Linked DNA regions of Homo sapiens: all the other regions are linked to region 2. Evidence: chromatin contacts called from ENCODE Hi-C or POLR2A ChIA-PET data. All regions are on one chromosome and are shown on one strand. The core of a region is the stretch at or near the end of the contact, and the rest is flanking DNA. Distances in the headings are between cores, read along the strand shown.

Evidence for each region. Hi-C counts contacts between places; a loop is a spot of excess contacts on that map. ChIA-PET counts read pairs that join two places held with the same protein, here RNA polymerase II (POLR2A). Pooled maps may share reads with other maps.
Region 1: a loop to region 2 is called in a map of GM13976, with 2.7 times the contacts of the local background. The contact joins two enhancer-like sites. A Hi-C loop is called at or near these places in 2 of 168 maps with a recorded cell type or tissue (GM13976 and endothelial cell of umbilical vein), 10 of 37 single-sample maps with no recorded cell type and 11 of 50 pooled maps. POLR2A ChIA-PET finds 5 or more read pairs at or near these places in 2 of 52 experiments (activated CD4-positive, alpha-beta T cell and naive thymus-derived CD4-positive, alpha-beta T cell).
Region 3: a loop to region 2 is called in a map of heart left ventricle, with 2.6 times the contacts of the local background. The contact joins two enhancer-like sites. A Hi-C loop is called at or near these places in 1 of 168 maps with a recorded cell type or tissue (heart left ventricle), 20 of 37 single-sample maps with no recorded cell type and 19 of 50 pooled maps. POLR2A ChIA-PET finds 5 or more read pairs at or near these places in 1 of 52 experiments (activated naive CD4-positive, alpha-beta T cell).

The regions. Positions count from the first base shown.
Region 1 is chr4:101,277,074-101,281,980 of GRCh38, forward strand. The region is part of intron 1 of PPP3CA (protein phosphatase 3 catalytic subunit alpha); the gene reads right to left. Among named protein-coding and RNA genes, the nearest start is that of MIR8066, 39 kb to the left of the region's middle. RefSeq lists an enhancer at 2,459-2,753. Within about 2 kb of position 2,623, at least 6 of the 41 ENCODE cell types and tissues checked have a DNase peak (open chromatin) inside an H3K27ac peak, as active enhancers do.
Region 2 is chr4:101,417,852-101,422,586 of GRCh38, forward strand. No RefSeq gene overlaps it. Among named protein-coding and RNA genes, the nearest start is that of PPP3CA-DT, 72 kb to the left of the region's middle. Within about 2 kb of position 1,665, at least 3 of the 41 ENCODE cell types and tissues checked have a DNase peak (open chromatin) inside an H3K27ac peak, as active enhancers do.
Region 3 is chr4:101,174,270-101,179,110 of GRCh38, forward strand. All of the region lies in intron 2 of PPP3CA (protein phosphatase 3 catalytic subunit alpha), which reads right to left. Among named protein-coding and RNA genes, the nearest start is that of MIR8066, 64 kb to the right of the region's middle. Within about 2 kb of position 1,807, at least 4 of the 41 ENCODE cell types and tissues checked have a DNase peak (open chromatin) inside an H3K27ac peak, as active enhancers do.

The DNA.
Region 1 (4,907 bases), core at 1,373-3,872, 140 kb before region 2:
TACCCACTTGCCCTGGGATTCACTAACCTTTTCACTGTCACCATATTTTTGCCTTTTCCATAATATCACATAGATGGAATCATACACAGCCTTTTCAAATTCACTTCTTTCACTTACCAATTGACATCTAAGTTTTCTCCATTTCTATGTGGCTTGGTACCTCATTTCTTTATATCTCTGAATAATACCTCATCATATGGATGTACCACAGTTTATCTATCCATTCACTTATTGAAAGACATCTCGGCTATTTGGAAATTAAAAATAAAGCTGCTGTGGACATTTGTGTACGGGTTTTTGCGTGGACCTACATTTCCAATTCATTTAGGTAAATATCAAAAAACGCATTTTAAAAATTTAGTAACAAAGTTAACACTTGATTTGTTTAAATGTCCCAATTTGACAGAAATTGCTCTTCTATTTGCATTTACTTATGAATATTCAGATAATATAGTATGCAAAAGTTTCTAATGGTTCTTGTCTCCTCAGAGGTCCATCTTGCACATTCAACTTACGCATGCCTACAATTCCTGTTAGACAAAAATAGCCATTATTTCTCTAAATGTACATAGCATAGCAAAAATGCTCCCCAAAATTTAAATCAATCTATAAATGTGCATTGGCTTTTACATTTTCCAGTGACAAACCTAAGCCAAATCAAGTCAACAATATTTATTAAGTACCTACTATGGGCAAATCACAGACCCTGCTGGCTGCAAACAGGGTTTTCTACTTGTCAGTGGTCTAAGAGTGTTCAGGATTCTGTCTACACCAGTGACTCACAATGTTCTTTAGAAGAAAATTCCATGAAAACCAAAGCAGTAAGTCATAACACTGAGATAGTGACTATATTAGTCCTATAAATCCCCTTCCTAATCTTCCTAGGATCAGTCCTGATTTTTCTTAAAGCCTATATAAAACCAGATATGTTTTTCCCAGTTCACAACATTGAATCTAGCATATAAAACTCCATTTGCTTTATACGGAGAAAGGGCCACTTCTTAATTCTGGCACCAAACATAAAAAATGAAACTTTAAAAGCTATTAGTAAAAAAAAAAAAAAAAATAAAAAAATTAAAAAGTTATTTTAACTACGACTTTTAAATTCAATGTTATGAAATAAATTTAACACTGCAATTATTTTGCCATATTCAGTTTCTTAATTATAAGCTTACAATGAGGTAAGCATGTCTTTAAAATATATTCAATTTTATTTAAAGATTGCTTAGTCTACCTGTCATTTGTCAGCCCTCTGCTATTACCCCATTACCCCAAATTTTGCCTCTCACTAACCCTCAGAATTAGGTCCATTAACTGCCCCAAAGACACCTGATCCCCTCCTCATCACTCCCTCTACCACCTTCCCAGCTGCAGTGGCTTAGAAATAGCTGCTGCTCAGAAACAGACCTCTCCATATTGAACTTGGAGCTCTCAAACTATGTTTCCTGAGACTCTTGCTCTGCTATAAAGCAGACTGCGGATACCACAGAGGTGGAATATTAACTTCATTGTGTCCTGAAAAACAACTGATCATGAAGGCCAACCAGGCCTACCCATAATTCTGAGGTGTGTCGGCAATGTTATATATAGGTAGGGTTTGCGTGGGCAGTCCCAGTTTATGTCTGTTACAACTTTTATCTTCAAAGCATCCTGATTTACACAATAAATTAGAAGTTCACCCTGGTCATAAGCACCCCTTCATTCTACACATTCACTTTATATTTTCCCTACCATCCCTTTAAACAATCACCCCCGTGGACATCTGGCCCCCTTTGTGCCACTGGCTATCAAAACTTTCTGAGCTTTAACTACAAGGATTCTGTAGCCACCACTTTTCATACACACTATATTCTATGCAGGCCCATTTTTAAATATGACAGATTTGTTTTATGAAAACCGATCAATTTCCCAATAAAGCCTTTCTCTTCCAAACTAAAAAATGTAATTAAAATGTCTTGCATCAGACTTAGAAGCATAAAATTACCAGAAATAAATCACAAACCAATCACCTTCTCACTGAAAAAAGTTAGGACAATGTTCTAAAGTCAAAAATAGCAATTGTTACAGAATTAATAGTAAAGATGAGTGCCTAGAATTAAAAAAGAAAAGGGTAGCCACACACACACACAATTCAATTACATTTTACAAATGGCAAGGTCAAAAAAAAATGTGTGATCCAAGAGCAGCAAATGGATGAGTAACAGTAAGGCAGAGGTTCAAGGTGAGAAACAAGTTTGGGGTAGCTTAATTAAGGATCTAAGGAATGACATTTAGAAAGCAGAATAAAGTAACAGGCAGGAGAAAGGCTGCAGGAGGTCCTAGAGAGTTAGAAGCAGAGTAAGAGCCAGTAAGCAGTTGACCAACATCAGATACCTGACTCTGCTGTGCTTGTGGGGCAGCCAATGATCAATTAGAATTTCCGTTAGTAAAGAGTGGGAAAAAGCATTCCCATGACTCACATGGGATAATTGCTAAATGGTTAATGCTGTATATAACTGCGTATTTTGTATCAGAATAAGTACAGCCCTCCAAAAGATAACTTGCAGAGTCATTCATCAGCTTCAACTGAGCAGCCTGATTGAAACCAGCTGAGCCAATGACATCACCACAGGCTTTTTACTATAAAAAGGGCAAGCTCTGTGAGGTCAGGAAGTAGAACTAAGCTCCGTGAACAGAAGCCAAGCTGAAAGAGGGAAGAGCCAAGAGAAGTTCAGAGAAGAGACTCATTCCAAGAAGAAGCTAGAATGAGCAATTTGCTCAGAGACAGCTGCAGAAGAAAAAGGCACACAATGGAAATCTTCCTTTAAGAATAAGGGGCTGCTGTTTCTCACTAAAGAAGTAAGTTATCTAAAGTGAAGTTTCAAAGGAGAAATTGACGGAAGCACTTTCACATTTTCAGTTCCTGGAACTGAAATCAACTATAACATCATCGTGGTAGTAATGTTCATGTAGTCTTTTCCCTCAATGTATATTAATTGAGCACTTACTATGGACCAGGCACTGTAGTAAGAAATGGGAACACATTAGCGAATAAAATGGACAAAAGTCACTGCCCTCTTAGAGCATATATTCTTGGAATGTAAAGCAATAAACAGACAAATATACGGCATGTCAAATAAGCATTAGAGAGAAAATTAAGAAGAAAAAGTAGCCAGATTGAGAATAGTGATATTTGAGCAGACGTAAGGAGGTGGGGAGACTAAGCCATGTGGGTATCTGGGAGAAAAGCATGGCAAACAGAGGTAATAGCAAATATAAAGGCCTTGAGCTGTGAATCTGTTTTCTTTTTTAAATAAATATCAAGAAGGCCACCATTACTGCTCAGAAAGAACAAGGGAAAGCAAGAGTCTGAGTGTGGACAAGTTAATTTAGACAGGCAAGTGAAAGTGTTAAGCAGGTATTTTGTATATATGAGACTAGAGGCACTGAGGAAAGATTCAAACTGTAGATAAAAACTGGAAACGGACCAGGTGTGGTGGCTCATGCCTGTAATCCCAGCACTGTAGGAGGCCGAGGCGGGTGGATCACCTGAGGTCAGGAGTTCGAGACCGGCCTAGCCAACATAGTGAAACCCCATCTCTACTAAAAATACAAAAATTAGCCGGGCATGGTGGCATGCACCTGCAGTTCCAGCTACTTGGGAGGCTGAGGCTGGAGAATCACTTGAACCCAGGAGGCAGAGGCTGCAGTGAGCTGAGATCACCTCATTGCACTCCAGCCTGGGTGACAGAGCCAGACTCAGTCTCAAAAAAAAAAAAAAAAACTGGAAACCATCAGTGTCATACATAAAAGAAGAATGCTTGAGCTCACTCCACAAATGCATTATATAGAAAAGAGAAGGGGGCATTCCAATGGTTAAATGGTTAGAGACTGGAGAAACAAAGAAGAAATAGGAAAAAAAAATGACTGAGAGAGAACAGCCTATGATGCAGGAGGAGAACCAAGAGCATGTGATTTGCAAGTACTCCAGAGAAGAATGTGTTCCGGGAGAGACAGTGTGATCAGCTGTGTTAAATGCTATGCTAAGTCAAATTAGATGAGCCTGCTATTCAACCTGACAACACTGAGGTTATTGGAGACTTTGACAAAAGAAGGCTCTGAAGCAGTGAATGAGGAAAAGCTTTGGAGAGGGTTCAAGGAAGAATGGGAGAAGAGCAATTTGAGACAGTGAACGTACATAATTCTTTTGGAGAGTTTTGCTCTGAAGAGAAATGCAGCAGTAGCTGGATAAGAACATGGGCTCAGGAGAAGCTTTATTATTTCAAGACAGTAAAAACTATGGCATCTTCTGCTAATGAGTATGATCCAACAAAGAATAGAAAATGCTGATGCAGAAAAGAGGACTTCCTGGGGCAATGCTCTTAAATACGTAAGAGGGGGTGAGATCCAGTAAAGAAGCCTTGGCTCTTCTTTGGTCTAAGTGAAATTTAATGTGTATGGATTATAATATAATTTGATTTGTATAAAAAGTTAATATAATTGAGTTGGCTATGAATGAGAATGTATCAAAAAAATTTGCCACAACTTTCTGAAAGTCTTAAGTTATTTAGGCTATGCTACAGATGGTTTTTAAGTCAATCAAATGTAATAAGAAAGTGGTTAAACATTCAGCATCCAACTCAACTAAGTCAATCGAATGTAATAAGAAAGTGGTTAAACAGCATTCAACTCAAGTAAGAAAACAAACTAGGTTCTTCCATAATTTCATTTTAATTTTATATAGTGAAAAAAGCATCCTCCCTAAATTAATCAAAATGCTTGTCTACATATAACAAAGACAGACTTGCTAGTTATTGAGGGTCTTTTTCCTGTACTAGTTGCCAAATGACAAACCTGGGGAGGAAAACAGAAGAATCTGCATTCAACATACATTCAGTTAGACCTCAGGGGGCCTATAAATACACATT
Region 2 (4,735 bases), core at 415-2,914:
GTGCATATATATACATTCGCACATACATATGTACTAGCAGAAATAAATGCTATTCTCAATACATCAGAGGAGGTAGCTTTAAATTTCTTCTTTCCACATTTATGTATTTTTCCAAGTTGTCTTCTATAATGACATATTTTTAAATTATCAATAAATATCTTGGCTACATACATTTTCACATATATATGATGTTTGCAAAGCTCAAAGCCCCAAGTTTCCTATAGCCCTAAATGTTTATTAACCTTTCGTAATCAGATTGATTTATTGCAAAGAGAGGCCCCTTCAATTGTAGACAATGTTTTATCATTCAAGAAAACAGTAAGATGTGGTACTTGGGTTGACCTAGCCACAGGCAGGATGTGGCTGCCAGAAAAGCGCTATAAGTCTTTGAGCAAAGAGCCACATCCTCCTCCCACTATTTCTTTTTTTAGCTAATGGCAACTCCTAAGATTCTGACTTTAACCAAAGTTCACATCTTTGTATTGCTCTCCTACTCCCTTTTTAAGTCAGCAACTCATAATAAGCTTAGTATATAACACAGGTTATACAATTTAAGAAAATACTAGGCATTAGGGATTTCAAATAACTGAGCTCATTTAGCCAAAATGGTAAAACAGGGGGACTCGTGAAAAAGATCATAATCAAATAACGGGTATTAATGCTATATTAAAAATTGTCTGTCTTTGTTATCTCAAAAAGCCACCAGAATTCCTTCTCTGGTCTAACTTGCAACTATCCAGACACACAGAAAGTTCAATCTATTCTACTAGTACTTGGACAATGCAGTGAATCTGACATTGTTTACAATGGTCTTAAAAGCCCTTAGGTGTTGGTAACATTTTATGTCATAGAAAATATTGTAGCATGTACCTCTTTACTTGTGTACATCACTGAAACAACTTCCCTTTGCTTCCTGCTCATGGTTATATAGATTGTATGAAGATTAGAGGGCATCCCCAACTGCTGGAAACTGACAGCTGCCCTCCATTAGGGTATTTAGTGCCTAAAAGTGACATCATTCAGCTTCTATGCTATGATAGCTATGATATACTTCACCTTCTGGAGATCATATTGGAGAAATTCTGTTGGCGGAAATATAATTCCACACCCTAAGTAAGGGCAGAATTTGCTGTGATTTGGAATAATAGTGATATATTAAAGAACAGTGATATGTTAAAAGAAGTATCCAAAAATCACATATTAAAGAAAATTAAAGAGCATAATTTTATGTAGTGATCTTGAAAATTAAATTCACTTATTCAACCTACTCAACAGCAACAAAATCTTAGATTTCCTGGTAACTGTTATTCAAAATGTATGGATGTATAAGTAGGAGCATGAGCTGATTTTGGAAACCTAGATGCTGCCATCTGAATGTTATGGCCATGTCCCCTGGTTATATTACCCAGGTCATTTTTATGGCTTCCTACAAACGCGCTTTGTATTTGACTACATTTGGAAATACTCAGAAGGTTTTCAAATGAAGCCTATATGAAAGTATAGAAACTGACTGAGTCATGGAAATCCTGAAGATAAAGTGATCTTACAGAAACTAGAACAAAGTTAAGTAAAACAAGGGTCTCGATAAAAAGCCCAGTCAAAAATGAGTAACTTAAAACACCTGTGTTTTGTCAACAGTGGCTTGGCAGCTAGAATAGGAAGGACAGAGGAAGTTAAACCCACGCTGGTTTCCAGAAGTCAGCTACAAAAAATGAACCTCTAGGACCAGATGGTTTTATGGCTTTGGTAAACAATAGATTTGCATAATGCTTCCTCAATAATTCTGTCAGGAAGAGTGCTGAGCTAAAAAACAACGTGCAATTGTGCCTTTTTTGAAAGACCAGCTCTCTAAATGGCCAACTGGTAATTAGGAGAATCTAATGCTGAGAAGGACAGAGTATATAAAGGACTATTATCTTGAATAAGTAATTGTAAATGCCAGTATATTTGGTAGTATTAGGTCTCCACTGGTGGCCACATTATACACTGATTATCAAAGGGGAATGAAGGCGTCTCTGATTTTGGGCACCACCTCCCTAAAGTTTCTTTGTTTGTTCTGCTTTGTAGCTTCCTTTGACTTTTGTTTCTAAGGCTTGCGGGGGGCTGCCATTTGGTTTCTCTTCAAGAATTAACAAACCACTTACTCTTGAATTCTCTTCTAGTTAACACAGGCATCACTACTTCCAATTGATCTCAGGATGTGGGATCCTCATACACATTTTGAACAAAATCCTCTGTTTCAGCAAGTGAGTGAGAAACCTCTTCTAATTCATTTAACCAACTAATTTAATTGGCAACAATTATTTGTACATGTGTTTTCTCCACATGCCAATTTAGATTTCTACTTTTTAACACCTGAGTCAGAAATGGGCCAGTGGAATAATATACAGATGCTCCTTGACTTACAATGGAATTAACCTCCCAATAAACCCATTGTATGTTGAAAATATCTTTAAGTTGAAGGTGCATTTAATACATCTAACCGAAAAATATCACAGCTCGCCTACCTCATAGCTCAGCCTACCTTAAACATGCTCTAAACACTTATATTAGCCTGCAGTTGGGCAAAATCATCTGGCAACACAGTACGCTGAAGAGTATCAGTTGTTTACCCTCCTAATCCTGTGACTGACAGGGAACTGTGGCTCTCTATTGCTGTCCAGTATTGTGAGAGTATCTTAGGATATATTGCTAGTCCAGGAAAAGATCAAAATTCAAAATTTGAAGTAAGGTTTCTAGTGAATGCATATAGCTTTTTCACCATCCTAAAGTTGAAAAGCTGTTAATTTGAACTATTGTTAAGTCAGGGACTGTCTGTATCACTAAAATCTACTTTTTCTATCCCCAAAACAAAGCAACAATCTTCTATTCATTTTTAAGTTGAATGCTAAAATATTAAAGGGAAGGGCTTACAAATTCAAAAGTCTGTAGTACTTAAGTAGGTAACAGCTAAATGCAGATGTTGAAGTGAGTAAAAACTAGCATTAGGAAATGCTGGGGACCATGGTAAAGTGGAAAATCTGGTCTAAAAATGAGTCAGCAGCTCTTCCACTCCAAACAATTGGTGCCATGTATTAAAACAGCCCAAGAAATGCCTGATCTCTTGGATTTCCAAGAAAAGTAAAATTAAATAATTCTATAAAATCTAAGTTTAATTAAAATATTGATGATTTTTTCAAAATTGGCAATTAAGTTTAAATTTAAAAAATATTGCAAAAGATAAACAAAATACTTCCATGAGCAGTATTCATCTTACAGAGTACCAGATTGTGAACTCTACTATGGTTTTATGGCAGTGCTGCCCTACAGAAATACAACGTGAGACATATAGAATTTAAAATTTTTCAGTATTTACATTAAAACGTGAAAAGAGACAGATGAAATTGATTTTATAATACTGTAAATATTAAATATTTGATCGAATGCAGCTATCCAAAATATTATTTCAACTTATGATCAATCGTTATAAAAATTATTAATGAGATTTTAGATTCTTTGTATTGTTTTGAAATTCAGTATGTATTTTATACATATAGCACATTTCAATTTTTACTACCACGTTTCAAATATTTAATAGCCATATATGACTAGTGGTTCTCTGTTGTACAGCACAGCTCTAAGTCTTAGAGTGCCAATTCTCATACATACATAAGCAGTGAGCAAGTCCTAGGCTGGGTAGAGTTTCTTGGTCATTAGGCACCAGGGCTGTCCCCTGTTTCTTCCCTTCAAGCTATTGCCATTGCTGCAACATCCAGCTGCGGCTGCTTTCCCCAGGAAATAATGTAAGGAATTTTAGTTATTGCCTGGATGAAACCCAATCTTAAATGTCTCTCAGGAAGTCATTTAATGCATATGACCTTTCATAATATGGTGAAAAATGATAATTCATCATGTGCTAGTATACTTCTAGTACTAGAAGGCTACCATGTCTTGAATTAAATTTTGCTATTACTGGATGGTTCTAATTTATAAAGTATTTTGTTCAGAAAAAAGAATTTGCCTGGTTATAGGGATAAGATAAAATTCAAGTGGAGAAAAGAATGAGAAGACAAATGTTCATTCAAAACTGAAGGTAATCAATCACAGCAAAATAAGAAAAGCAATAACTTTCCAATCCTGAGCTGTTCAAAGATTAGATGAATTTTTTTGAGTTCCTTATATCTGGAGGTATCTAAGCAGTGATTAATTGGTGAGATTATTGTAGCATGTTAAATGTGTAACTGGATGAGTTTTTCTGCTCTGAGCTTTGTAATAGGTATAATAATAACAGCTATGTGATACACATATATGTGCATATATATTTTCAAAGTGTAGGTAAATATTATGATAATTTATGTTTTATTTTGAAATTTAAAATGCCATCATGTTATGTTAATCTGCATTTTTATTTTACCAGTGAAATTGAACATATTTGTATATTTTTAGCAATTTAGATTTTCCCTCTTGTAAATTGCTGGTTCATATTCTTTTCCCATTTTCTTATCATGTATTTTTCCTTTTATTATTAACTTGTATGTAATTCAGATACAAGTAACTATGGGTTAAATGTGTTGTACATATGTCCTCCACTTTTTGTCTTGTGTTTTTACTCATTTTAGGTGTCATTTGAAAAACAAAGTTCTTAATTTTAATTTAGTCCAGATTATCAACCTTTGTCTTTTATGAATATTGCTTTTTGTACTTGTTTAAGAAATGTTTCCCTACCTCGAAGTTATGAAGATATAGCCTATATTAA
Region 3 (4,841 bases), core at 557-3,056, 240 kb before region 2:
TCTTTTGAAACATGAACCTAAACGATGTATTTTCAAGGAAGTGAAACAACCACACCATTTGTTAATTTTTTCATTAAGATATCACAAAATTAATTGGGGTTAGGGAATTCTTCACTAAAGTGCAATGACTTTAGGTACACTTATTTTTAAAAGAAATAATACATCGTTTTGTATTTATGTATTCTTATAATCTGGCTTAAATATTTTCTAAAACATCTTCTTGAATTAAGTACAACATTTCTTCCTAACAATGTATGAAAGCTTTAAGTATTATGAGAATAACTTTTAGGATGACAACAATATAAAGAATATGTGTGCAAACCTAAACACAAAATTATACATATTGTAAAGTATTTAAGGGGAGCCTGTGGGTGACAATGGAGGTATCCTTCTTAATCTAAAAGAATATAAAGTCTAAGGACATGAAGTGTAAGTCTGGGGAAGGTGAGATGCTCAGTTGGCCAAGAATAGTGAGATAGGGAAAGGGAACAAAGCCTGCGGTAAGATTGTAAAGCCTGGCACTCACACAAATACCACTTACTATATGCCAGACAGCTATAAGAGCTTGACAGGTACTAACTCACTTAATCCCCACAACTCTAGGTAGACACTGAAACACAGTATACGTAACTTGAACAGTCACAGAGCTGGGAGGTGACAGAGCTGGGTTGAATCCAGGCACTATGGCTATAAAGGGGTGTACTTTGTGAAATCCATGTTCAGGGGGAAGTCAGAGGACTAAGGTAAGACTTAAAGTCCCGAAAAATATTTGGAGACATAACAAAGATCTAAGATAATCTATAATGCTAGAAAGAAAAGGTGTAAATGCCTTGAAAACAAATCCTAAAACAAAGACTAAAGAAAAGAAACAAAGAATTTTTGGAAGAAGAAGCTGGAATGACATCATCTTTGTTTCTGAAGCTATAGAAACTGGAAGGGGCCTGTAAAAGAAAAAACGTTTTACTTCTGAGAAATTAAAGGGAAGACTAAAGTTGACAGCTTGAATTAGAACTTAGGGGCTGACCTGTGGTAGACTTCTGGGAAAGAGTAATAGCCAACTATAATTGAATGAAATCAGAGAAAAGGGATCACCAGGTAATTCTTGTACCTTGTTAGCTGATGCATTTTATCAATGAGCAAATGGAGGCATAGGGAGTTGAAGTGATTTGCTCCAAGATTATTCCAGCTGGTCAGTGGCAGGTCCACCATTCCTTTCAACATACTACCTGATTTGGTTTTAGCCTTAATGTTTCTTCCAGCTGCAATGCTGTATTATAACTCTATTAGAATGTTGGTGAAAAAAGGAGCATCTAAGGAGTCCAAAGGGACTTAAAGCTATCTACGATACATGCATATTAATTCTTTGTAATTCTGCAGCTGTATACCATATTAAAAGATGTGTATGCCTGAGTCTGTCCTATATTGTTGATGAGAAAGAAGCAGGTAGAAAGTAGTGCTCTTTGGTGTATGAAACATCTTCTATTTTCAAATGGAGAGGAATTGCCAGTAAGAAACCTCAGTATAGGAGTGGAGTAGTTTGCTCTTTAGGCATAAATACAATGATTTTGATTCTACCACACAGAGGAGTTAAGTTTAAGAAACTGAAAACATTCTATTTTATTCCATTTTCCACAGGAAATACAGAATGGATATCTCTAGTACACTCCCATCAGCATTATATGGTCTCCACAAAACCTTACTCCCTCAAGTCTGAAGACATTTAAAAATAATTACGGGAGAAGATGAGGGAAACTTTCCCAGCAGTTAAACAGGGGTAGTCATGGAAGGCACAAACATCACGCCTCTCAGGTTATTACCTCTGTCCCGCTGCCAAACATGATGTAAGAAAGCAGAAGTGAGCTCTGGGTCAAGGACAAAATGAGCAGTACATTAAGGGATTGCTTTATTTAAAGGTCAGTAGGAAAAGGTCAGTTATTATGTGATCTACAGGGTTTTTGTGAGTAGAAAAACTCATGTCTATTGCTGAAGAATAACTGTTAAATGTATTAGTGTATACAAACATTAAATTTTAATACAGCCAACAGAAATTAAATTGCAAAAGCAACAATAACGTGCTGCAGAAGTAAAGTCATCACCTTCTCCATTGTTATTCGGAAGGAAATAGATGACAAACAAAGAAGGGTCGGGGGACCTGGTGCAGAGAATCCACAAGAGCATCTAGAAGACCAGAGTTCTGGGCCTAGTTCAGCACTTTCCAGCTGTGAGTGGCAGTGCCTGACTGCTCCAAGCCTCCTAATCTGTAAGGCCAGTAGCTGGAGTAGTCTCTAATTCTCTTCCAAAAGTAAAATTATATGACTATTTAGAGCAGAAAATAGCACAGAAGAAAATCAAACATTCTTCAAAGTCAAGAATTTAGCAACAGAGATTTGTATGACCAATTATCAGACATATGGGGCAAATGACTAACCCTTGAGAACAATCAAGATAGAGAAAATCACAGAGAACTGTTTATTAAATTTTAATTACTGTGACTAAAATACAACTACTGTGAAGCCCCCCCAAAAAACCACAGTGAAATGTGACAAACACCAATAAAATGTGACCAATAAAATATCAATAGATATACGATATACTAGGATATTTTACTTAAAATTCCTAAATCCATTCCCTTTTCACCATGCTTTTTTCTATAGCCACAACATTATTCAAATTAAAAAGTAGTCAATTCACATATTATTCATATGAGAAGAATATAAAAGCATGCATATTTAAATAAGAAAATGTTTTTGTGAAACAGGCCTGCTATATTTTAAAGACAAAAGAAACACATGTAGGAGTGGAAGTTTCATTACGTTAACGACAGAAATCATTCTGGATATTGAAGTACTCACAAAAATAAAACTAGTGGTTTTAAAATGTTCAGGAATTCATCATATGGTGGGAAGTTAAATCACACAATAACAAAAGTTGAGGTTATCTCTTACTTTGACACAGAGGTGTTTTTAAAGGGTAGCAGGAGGAAACCCTGATTAGACTAATCAAGATATTCCCTTTGAAGTCATGTAACATATAGTTGGAGTAAGAAATGCATTCATAGAATGAAAACCAACAAGGGCTTTGAGATCACCTAGAATAACCTCTTCATGAATTACAGGAAGACATTGTCAGAACTGGCACAATCTCTCGGGATTCCTGATTCATAGTAGTCCTGTACTCTCATCACTTTTAGACAATAGTTTTCACTAATACTATTATTTTCACCCTCCTTTTCCTGTTAAGCTTGGGAAAAAAAGGGATTATTGTAGTTCAGTAATGTCAAGAAGATCCTAAACAAAACAACTATACTTTTACTTGGAACCAAAACAAATGTCAAACAACTCATATGAGTCAAATGAAAAGTGGAATTCAGGTGCTAAGAAAGTACATCAAACAAAGTAAGAAAAGGTTTATATAAATTCTATGAATTGAATTTTTGAATTTTCTATTATAAATTATTTTAATTGTTTCTGATTTACATCAGAAGGGCAAATATGAAGTAAGTACTGAATACATCAGCAAATCTTTGATATATCTTACCAGGAATGACTGTTGAATTAAGCACAAAAAAAAAACACAATTCCTATAACAATGACTATCATTATCCAGAGTACACTACTATATACCAAGAAATATTATTTTTTCTGTTTACTAAATATAAACATATATATCCATCCATTTACAGAAGGTTTCAGTGAATATATGTACATAGATCAATTTTAGTGGTAATAAGTGATATTTTTTGGTCACTGAGTTCCTACTACATATCAGTTATTACGTGAGGAGCTTTTCAACATTATCTCAAGTCTCACAGCACTGTAAAGTAGAAATTATTTCAATCACTTGCACAGAAGTTTAAATGAGGAGCATGTTAGGTAACTTGTGGGCAGGATTAGAGCCTATGTCTGTTTTATTCTAAAGCCAATGATCTTCTCACTAGGTGGCAAAGCATTACCCTTAAAACATGCCCATTACACATAAAATGCAGTTGTTATGTGAAAGAATCTAGAACACAAGCATGAATCCATGTTTCAGTTTTACTTTATATGCAAATATTCAGATTTTATTTGTCAGTAGCATGATGAATACTTAACAGTTTTAGCATTAGGCCTTGATTAATTAAGCAAAAAATCAAAATCTGCTCCAAAAAAGACTTACCTTTACATCTGAAATTTTTATTTAAAATCATGGTCATACTGCCCCTGAAAATAATGTATTCTATCTAACAAATATAGTCACACTGTCTCCCATTGACCTCTACTGGACAGACTTTTGGTACTGTGCTCCCAGAGTCCTTTGACCAATCAGGATACATATTTTGCTAAAACCCTTCCTCTCTTTGCCTTTACCATTCTAAATTGCATAATTATCCAGAGTAAGTCAACTCCGAAACCTCTAAAGGTCTATCCTCAAAAAGGCCATGTCTATTCCCATCATAATTTTACCACTGGTCCCTTTCTAGAAATAAGCATTTACATTTGTCATGACACCTAGACATCACTAAATCTAACATAAAACCCTCAAGTTGGTAAGTGTTCTTCACACAGCCCTCATATTAATGGAAGTGTTACTATTGCCCCTCTTGTCCTAATTCCTCAGATTCAATCCAACCACACATAAACCACCTCTGACAAATCCTTTCCTCATCTTCAAAACTAGCATTCCCTGGTCACTCTTAGTCAGCAGATAATTATTTCTATGACCCCTGGCTAACTCTCAATGATTCTTATTTTGTCTGTGGAACCTAAGTCTATTGGTCAAATCAACTGTTTCTTGTTATCACCAATCTTACAAATCCCTTCATCATATTTGACTCCCCACAATTTTCTTCTCTTTCTTGAACT